2 separate regions of the Homo sapiens genome follow, and region 1 is linked to region 2. The links are chromatin loops, found by intact Hi-C in ENCODE. Cell type or tissue: ascending aorta. All regions are shown on one strand. Links, peaks and the distances in the headings refer to the core of each region. The heading gives the core; the rest is flanking DNA.

Region 1 (4,399 bases), core at 94-4,093, 55 kb after region 2:
AGTCTCTCCGCGTAGTGTAAGTAGAACTCCAGAAAGCACTGATTCTCCCTGGATGTCAGCCGTGCTATAAACCAGACACACCAGTCGGGGGTAGTAATGGGGGCAAACTGGGAAACCAAAGTGGCAGTTCAGAATCCCCCCCAGTTTCTGAGTTCTTCAAATGGTGTTCTTTAAAGTCAACCATTGTTTGCCTCAATTGAGAATCTGCTAAGTGCACTTCTGCTAAGCAAAATAAGCCCATGTTTGTCCATTCATTCATCCCTTAGACAGGATTCTGCTAAGCCAGTTTCTGTTATACAACATAAATCCATACTTGTCTGATAATCCTCAAACACCTTACACGGCTAATAATTTTTCAAATATTTATGAGCCCCACAAAGGAGATTTATGTTAAGCTGCTTGGCAAGGAACAATAGAGTGTGCAGGTCTAGAGAACATTCTGTTGAAACAAATATTGTCAAGACATCAATATTTTTATAGCATTTTTCATTACGGACTTTTCACACCTGCTCATTTCCCTAATTATCCCTGAGACTCTTACACTTTCAGAGAGAATGAAAATGGAATTTTTTGAAAGATCATTAATTTGAAAAATTAGCTGCTATATAAAGAAAAATACATACTCAGGCACAGCCATTACTAAAAATATAGTCTTGAGATGGATGCACAGGGAGAGAGATACTAAGTTGTTATGGCAACTATCATTATAATTACAAAGCTGGAGGGTTTTTCTCGTTCATTACTGTGTTGAGATGTGATAGTTTAAATGGCAGTGTCCTTTGTGATGTCCTCAATCTCATTACTACATAATTACCCATTTCATATTTAATTTTCAGCATGTTTGTTCTTACTCCCATACCCTGTACATTTGGCATCTTTTGATAAGCCTTATTCTTAGTTCATGGGTCCCTCTTGCAACTTAATTCCTCTCCTCACTATTGCCTCCACTCTGTGGTTTCATTTTCAATTTGACCTTTGGGACACTTGCTTTGGCATGAGATATTCCATTTGTAAACAGTAAGATGCTGTTGCAAAAGCTCCTAAGAAACCACATGAACAGGCACCCAGGGAGACACTGAACGCAGGATACACCGGAGCCTGCTGAGCGGCCTTGGAGGCACTGTGTTTCTTGGCCACCTACTATGTGCAGGATCATTTACAGAAGTGATCACATTTGACCTTTGTAAGCTGGGTTCTCTGTTTGCACTGCCTCTGGTCTCCAGCCCTCTGGGCTTGCCTCTGTATCTGGGAGGCTGGGAGGCTGCCCCTTGTAAATTTGTCCCCTTGTCCTCTGGTTTCTGATTGGGATTGCCCAATAGAGATAGGAAGGTGAGGAGAAAGGGCTCTGGGTATTTCATCCCCTTCCCCCACCCCCACCCTTCCATGCCCCCCACCCACTTTGGCCCAGGGGTCCTAGTGGTGGCTGGATCCTTGGGCTTCCCTGAAACCCACTTCCTCAACTCTAGCCCTGCAGTCCTATGGAGGGACATGACTTCCTCACAGACTGAGCCTCCACTCATTAGTCTCGGGAGCCTCAATATCACTGTTTGTCTCCACATCCCTGACCACACCTCTGCACTTCATTTAATTCACCTGTCATCTGTGTGTGCCTCTGTTTCCTGCTGGGTCTCTGACTGATATCATCCTCCCAAAGCTTTGTGAGGGGAGAATAGCTCCCCCTATCTTACAGCTGAGGAATCTAGAAGTGGCTAAGTCTCTTGCTGAAGGTCATGTAATTAACAAATGATCGAGTCAGTTGAACCCCCAACTGTTTCACTCCAAAATTTCTGCCTCCATCACTCATGTTACAGTCTCAAGCCAAAGGGAACTGTGGCCCATCAGGCAACCCGAGATGAGCTTGGGCGGAGTGGCATAGTGTGTCAGGGTGCAGCATGGGCACACTGGGGTGGTCATGGGTGGGGGTGGCTTTAGCTTCCAGTAAATCTCAAGCCTCTCCATCCATCAGGAGTGCTCAAGATCTAAGTTCTTTAAATTTAGAAGTTCTGGAGCTGCTTCTGTGGTCACTTAATGCATGAAGCCCGAAAGACAAGAAGCAAAATCATCTTCATGGAGTTGAGATTTGCATGAAGAGGAACTCAGCGTGAGAAGCCAAGAAGCAAAGCAGAGGAAGATGCTGCCCCGGCCCCCGGCTCATCACTGCCACATGGGCAGGGCTGCCATGCTCTGGCCCAGAATCAGAAGCAAGGGTTTGGAAGGTCTGAGTTCAGGCATCCCTCTTTCTATCCTCCCAGTCAAGGTACGGGGCTCTCTGAAACAGCAGTGCCAAATGCAGTTGGTCCACACACTCTATGAGGCCCCAGGGCTGGGAGAGACCTCCCACACCTGTAGTCTGCTGTCGGGCAATCAGACTCCACGCCAGGGGTCTCACTGATGTTTCTGCAAGAGAACATCTCTGCCTCTCCCCACCACACAAGAGACACTGAACTTGGTAGGATAGAGACTAAAAATATAATAAACTAATGAACCTAATGACTTTGAAAATCTAATAAATTCCTAGAAAAATATAAAATGCTACAGCTGACACAAAAATAGAGAACCTGAACAGACCAATAATATTAAATCAATTAAAATGGGCGTCAAACAATCTTTATTAAAAAAAATTCTAAGCCAGGCGCAATGGCACACACCTGTAGTCCCAACTACTTGAGAGGCTGAGGCAAGAAGATCGCTTAAGCCCAGGAGTTCAAGGCTGTAGTACTCTATAATCACATCTGTGAATAGCCACTGAACTCCAGCCTGAGCAGCACAGTGAGACCTTATCTCAAAAAAATATATATATCTTTTTAATTAGCCAGGAGTGATGATGTGCACCTGTAGTCTTAGCTACTTGGGAGGCTGAGACAGGAGGATCACTTGAGCCCAGGAGCTTGAGGTTATAGTGAGCTATAATACACCACTGCAATCCAGCCTGGGCAACAGAGTGAGACTCTGTCTCCAAAAACAAACAAACAAACAAAAGTTCCAGATCATTTTTCAATTTTCCAGTTGAATTTACTAAACTTTTTTAAAAGCTGAAATTCCCACCTTATAGAAAGTTTTCTTTCTTTCTTTTTCTTTTTTAAGATGGAGTTTCGCTCTTGTCGCCCAGGCTGGAGTGCAATGGCACGATCTTGCCTCACTGCAACATCAACCTCTCAGGTTCAAACAATTCTCCTGCCTCAGCCTCCCAAGTAGCTGGGATTATAGGCATGCACCACCATGCCCAGCTAAGTTTTTGTATTTTTTCATAGCGCAGATGGGGGTTCACCACGTTGCCCAGGCTGGTCTCGAACTCCTGACCTCAGGTGATCTGCCTGCCTCAGCCTCCCAAAGTGCTGGGATTACAGGCACCCGCCACCGCACCCGGCCTGAAAGTTTCCTTTTACAGAAAATAGAAAAAGAGGGAAATCTACTTAGATAATTTTATTATGCTAATGTAATCTTAATTCTAAAACCAGAGAATGAAATTATTAGAAAAGAATATAAAAGGCTCATTTCGTTATATAGACACTAAAAATCTTAAGTCAAATATTAGCTAACTGAATCCAATAGCTTATTTTTTAAAATACATAAAGTATACATAAAATCCATAAATTATACATAAAATCCATAAAGTATAATTAAGTAGGCTTTATTTCAGGAATACAGAAATGGTTCAATGGTAGAAAAATCGACCTATGTAATTTATCGTGTCAACAGATCAAAAGGAAAAGGTTGTATGATTATCTAAATCAATGAATTATCTGAATTAGAAAAGCAGTTCATAATATACAGCATCTGTTTAAAGATGTCCTGAACAATGGAAAGATACCTATGCTCTTGCATGGGCAACTTGGGATCAAAGATTCAATTCTTGCTGGGCATGGTGGCTCATGCCTCTAACCCCAGCACTTTGCGAGGCCGAGGTGAGAGGATCACTTAAGCCCAGAAATTTGAGACCAGCCTGGACAACGCAGTGAGACCCTGGGAGGAAGGGGAAGGAAGGGAAGACTGAGAATGTTACACATCAAGGTGGATTCTTTACCATGTGACCTTGGGAAACTTGGCTCTCATATGGAAAAAACTAAAACTGGATCCTTACCACACACGAAAGTGGACTCCAAATGGATTAAAAAACTAAATGTGAAAAGTGAAACCATAACAATAATAGAAAGTGTATAAACATATCTTTGTAACCTAGAGATGAGGAAAAACTTGTTAAATAAAAACCTCAGAAGCACAAACCATAAGGCAAAAATAAGAAGAGGAGGAATTAATGAGGTTACTTATATCAAGATAAAAGATTAATGTTCTACAAAGGACACACTGAACAAAATGAACAGGCAGATAACATATTGGGAGACAATACCTGCAATGTCTAACAAAAAAAATTTTTTTTGGAGACGGAGTCTCGCCCTGT
Region 2 (4,399 bases), core at 232-4,231:
CGTGGTAATAAGCTACTGCTAAAAGCAAAATGCATACCACAGAGCAAAAATCAGCATGTACATACACAAAAGTGACTGAAAAGCAAGGCAAATAAAATGTGATACACAAAATGGCATAAATGCATAATCAACTGTTGTCAAAATGCACAAATTATTTGAGCTCTGAAAATGTATTCAAAGAAAAGAATTCAAATGAAGAAAAAGTATGAAAATGTTTTCTCACAATATGATATATGATAATAGAAAATTGGGACAGTGGTGGAGGTGTGGCTGAGTAAATTACAGGCCATTAAAAATAATCATTACAAAGCCTGAGTAACAGCATGAAAAATGTTACTGGTATGTCTTTAAGTTAAAAATAAAATAACCGGATATGTAACATTATTGCAATATGGGGGGAAAAATCTGTTCGCATAAGGACCACGGAATCATGCATAATGTTTTAAAATTTTGCTGGATGTTATAATATTGTCTTTACAGTAAAAAAAAAATTCAGAGTAAAATAGATGATGAGTCACTGCCTGACAATTGTCACTGTATAAGAAAGTCCCCTTTGCAGGGACAATGACAGGTGGTTAAATGTAAGCACAGATGCCAGGTCCATCTCACTTATCCCACTTTATTTATTAATGTCGACCTTCCAGAAATTAAAATTAATCTAGTCAGCAAATTAAACTCTGATTTTATTTGATTGCCAACAAGTAATCAGTAAATATTGAAAGATGCCAAGACATGAGCTTTGAGAGTGCAGTATAGATGGGAGGGTTGGGGAGGACTGCAGACGGGAGGGATCTGAGCTCACAAAGATCACAGTTTCCTAATGTTCACGCGTGGGGCATTTGTGATCTTGGCTTCTCAATGTCGGCAGATGTTAGAAGAATTTGAAGATTTCTTGTATAAGTTCAGAAAGCACCTGAGGTCCTGCTGACCCTACTGCGCCCCTCCACAAAGCCCCCAAGCTCTGCGTGACCACCGTCCACATGGCTGGAGCCACACAACATCCCTCAGGGATGCAGCTCTACCTCCGTCTCCACAACCAGCCCTGAGCCGCCGCGGTCGACAGGGTGATTTTGTTCATGTATTTTTGCTTGCTTGTTGTAAAATAAACATAACATAAAATTTATCATTGTAACCATCTTGAACTGTACAGTTTTGTGGTATTAAGTTCATTCACATTGATTTGCAACCATCTATCTCCAGAACTTTTCATCAAGCTATACTGAACCTCTGTACCTCTTCAACATTAACTCCCAATTCCCCCTTCCTCCTAGCCCTGGCAACACCATTCTAATTTCTGCCTCTGTACATCTGACTGCTCTAGGTCATCATGGAAGTGGAATCATGCAGTGTTTGTCTTTTGTGACTGGTGTATTGCACTCAGCAGAATGTCCCCAAGCTGTACCCATGTGTAGCATGTGGCAGCATGCCTTCCTCTTTAAGGCTGAATAATATGTTTCACTGTATGCATATGTCATAAGACGGAGGGTTTTCAGGGGCTGCAGCCCATCTCTCCTGTGATTACCATCAGATCACACTTGTCACTGTCCCAGCCTTGGCCCTGAGTGAAATTCTGAGAAATGAGACCCCTTCTCATTCTCAGGCCTCAAGCTCTGTCATCCTTGACTTTCACTACTTCTCTCGTGATCCTCCATTTAGGAACCTAGATTTCCAGTCCTTCTTTCCAGGATCTGGACAATCCATGCCCTCTACCCCAGAACTGTGTACTCACTGTTTGTCCAGAGGTCCTGCCTTGGGCTGTGCCCTGGCCACCAGTCAAGACACTAATATCTCGTCCCAGAGCTGCCTAAACCGCCTGGATTTCACTGAGTCTGTGTCTACTCTGCTCTACCTGACAGGCAGATCTTTCTCTCCACTCCTGTACAGGGGGAGGGTGTCGTTCTGAAACGCACCATCCCCCCCAGGAGAATGTGTCGACAACGAGCCCAGCCTCCTGTTCATATTCCAATTTTCTCCTCTTCTACTGCCCATCACCAAACACCTCTCTGCAACTTCCAGACCTGTGTCTGTCCAGACCCTCAAAAGCTAGACCCAAAACAGGGTCCAGAAAGCATATGTCCAGGTACACTCACAGCCAGAGGGAGTTCCTCCCTTGAGTGATGACACCAGTGAATCTGGTCAGGCGCCGAGCATCCACTTCAATCCACTGCTGGAGGTCATTTCTTCCCGCGCACCACGCTCCGTCATAAAAATCATTTTCATTAATGCCCGCCTAGAAAGAAAGAAAGCGGTGTTCTTCAAAAAGACTCTTAATTGAAGAAAATTAAGACATATCTTTTCCTGAGGCTGAGAGGAAGGGAGGGAGGATAGGAGAAGAAAATGAGGAAGGTGTTAAAGAAAAAAATAATTGTGCCCTGAACTCCTCATCCTAAATCATAAAAGGGAGTTGCTTAGTATCCACAAGTTGAAAATATTTCAATATACCATGTCCTCTTTTTGCCCAGTGTGAAAGATGAAATTTAATGAGTACTCCTACTACTCATTCATCTAGCACACATAAACCATCTCCCACACAGCAGCCCACGCACACCAGGTGCTGGGGACGCAAAGGTGAATCGTTCCCTCCCAGAACCTCGCCATCTAGGCAGGAAGAAAGATGTGAAAATAGATGAATTAGAACACAGTGGGGCCGGTGCTATTTCAGGAATATGAGCAAACCGCTGCGGGAGCATTTAAGGACAGAATCACTAACTTAGTGTGGGGCTGATCATAGACAGAAAGCCCCAAGACCAGGGGATACTTGAAGTAGGTGTTGAAGGGTAAGTTTATCCAGTGAACATTTGTTTGTTAGTGTTTAAGTCATTTGATGTGTTCAGTATCAGCTGCTATTACTACCAAAAATTCTTTTTTTTTTTTTCAGAGATGGAGTCTTGGTATGTTGCCCAGGCTGGCCTCAGACTCCTGGGTTTAAATGACCCTCCCTCCTCGGCCCTCTGAATAGCTGGGACTACAAGCACACACCACCATGCCCTGCTCCAAAATTCTTTTGATCTGAATTTCCAAGATAGGTAAAGTTTTTGCTCTGGAATTTTCTCTATATTATCACCATGTGAAGAGATAATTCCCTGACTCCTCGCCTCCCAAAAAGGACATTTGAACCAAGTGAAGCATCCTCGTTTATTAACCCTATTTTTCCATGGCTATTTCACAGAGCTATTTTTTTTTTTTTTTTTTTGAGACGGAGTCTCGCTCTGTTGCCCAGGCTGGAGTGCAGTGGCGCCATCTCAGCTCACTGCAAGCTCCGCCTCCCGGGTTCACACCATTCTCCTGCAAAGCTATTTCTTATGATCAGATTAAAAAAAAAAAGTCTGAATGATAAAAATGATCAGCCAGCCCATCTTCCCTATCTCTGAGCATTTCAACTCAAATTCTGGGGACAGCCTTACTTTTAATTGGCAATGGAAATGTGAAACTAAGAGTCCAGCTATAGGCGTGAACAACTTGGCCAAAGGTTCTGCTGAGCAAAACTCTATCCATCACTGTACCAGCTAACATAAGCGTTCTATCAGGACAAAACCACAGTACAGTGTTAGACATCTGAGGCTTAGCAGAGAAGAATAGAACTGCCACATAGCCTGAGACATGTACCCTATAGAATCATGGAAACTGGAAGGAACTGTCCATCAAAGACTACTGAACAGGATTTGAAATTAAATTTAAGGCTCCTGGTTTTGCCAGCCTGAATATTTTGTTTCTGCTGCCAATCTCAGTTCTTTCTGAGCACACTGGACAGTCAATTAAATGTAGCACAGTGTCAGGGGAATGGAGAGCTCTTCCCAAAGATGACTCATTGGGAAGTGACAGCCACCTCTGCAAAATCGATTATGAATTTAAAAAGCAAGTGCCTGGGAGAATTCAGTGAAAGAGGAGGTACCAGCCCCAGAGATGTTACAAAATTATACCATCGTGCAATAAATGATATTCAGATGATGCCTCCGAGAAACCACGAGAAGAATGCATTCATCTCTTTCTCTTTAATAATGTAGGGAAATCGCTGATAAATTTTGGAGAAATTTCAACTAAAAGTTGGTGAACCAAAAGGTTTGATTCTTTAAAGGGTACACTAGTCTTGAAAACGTCACTAACGTAGAATGAATCTACTACAATACCAAAAAAAAACTGAGAATTAATGTAATTTTATAAAGGAAATTAAATTATATGCATTTTTTTTTACCTTAAAGAAAGCACACCAATGCCCCTAACAGACTCAATTTTGCTTAAGATAAATGTGGGAATTATCAAATCCAACACAAAGAGAAAACCTGATACTGTCTAAGGTCAATCTAAGAGGATTTTTCTGTTTCAAGATGATGGGATAAACACATTAGTTTTTCTGTGTTCTTCTCTCAAAAGTCAACCCCAAGCAAAGAAAGCAAGACAC

The links. A loop is a pair of places that touch in the nucleus more often than their neighbours do. Peaks named below come from ENCODE experiments on the same cell type or tissue, not always from the same donor. Only the 100,000 strongest peaks of a DNase experiment are listed, where the experiment ranks them.
Region 1: it touches region 2 in a loop (1.9-fold over the local background); 4 of 110 quality-filtered maps call a loop at or near these places.

What each region holds. Positions count from the first base shown.
Region 1 is chr10:123,895,681-123,900,079 of GRCh38, forward strand. All of the region lies in intron 2 of LOC105378534 (a long non-coding RNA gene), which reads left to right. It also overlaps a transcript of CPXM2 not described here. Among named protein-coding and RNA genes, the nearest start is that of CPXM2, 6.1 kb to the left of the region's middle. In ascending aorta, for the core only: a CTCF peak has its summit at 1,668; no DNase peak of the experiment used is centred there.
Region 2 is chr10:123,840,259-123,844,657 of GRCh38, forward strand. CPXM2 (carboxypeptidase X, M14 family member 2) reads right to left here. Exons shown (of 14, transcript NM_198148.3): 4 at 2,091-2,230. Among named protein-coding and RNA genes, the nearest start is that of CPXM2, 49 kb to the right of the region's middle. In ascending aorta, for the core only: no CTCF peak of the experiment used is centred there; a DNase peak (open chromatin) is centred at 2,688; H3K27ac peaks cover 2,128 bases.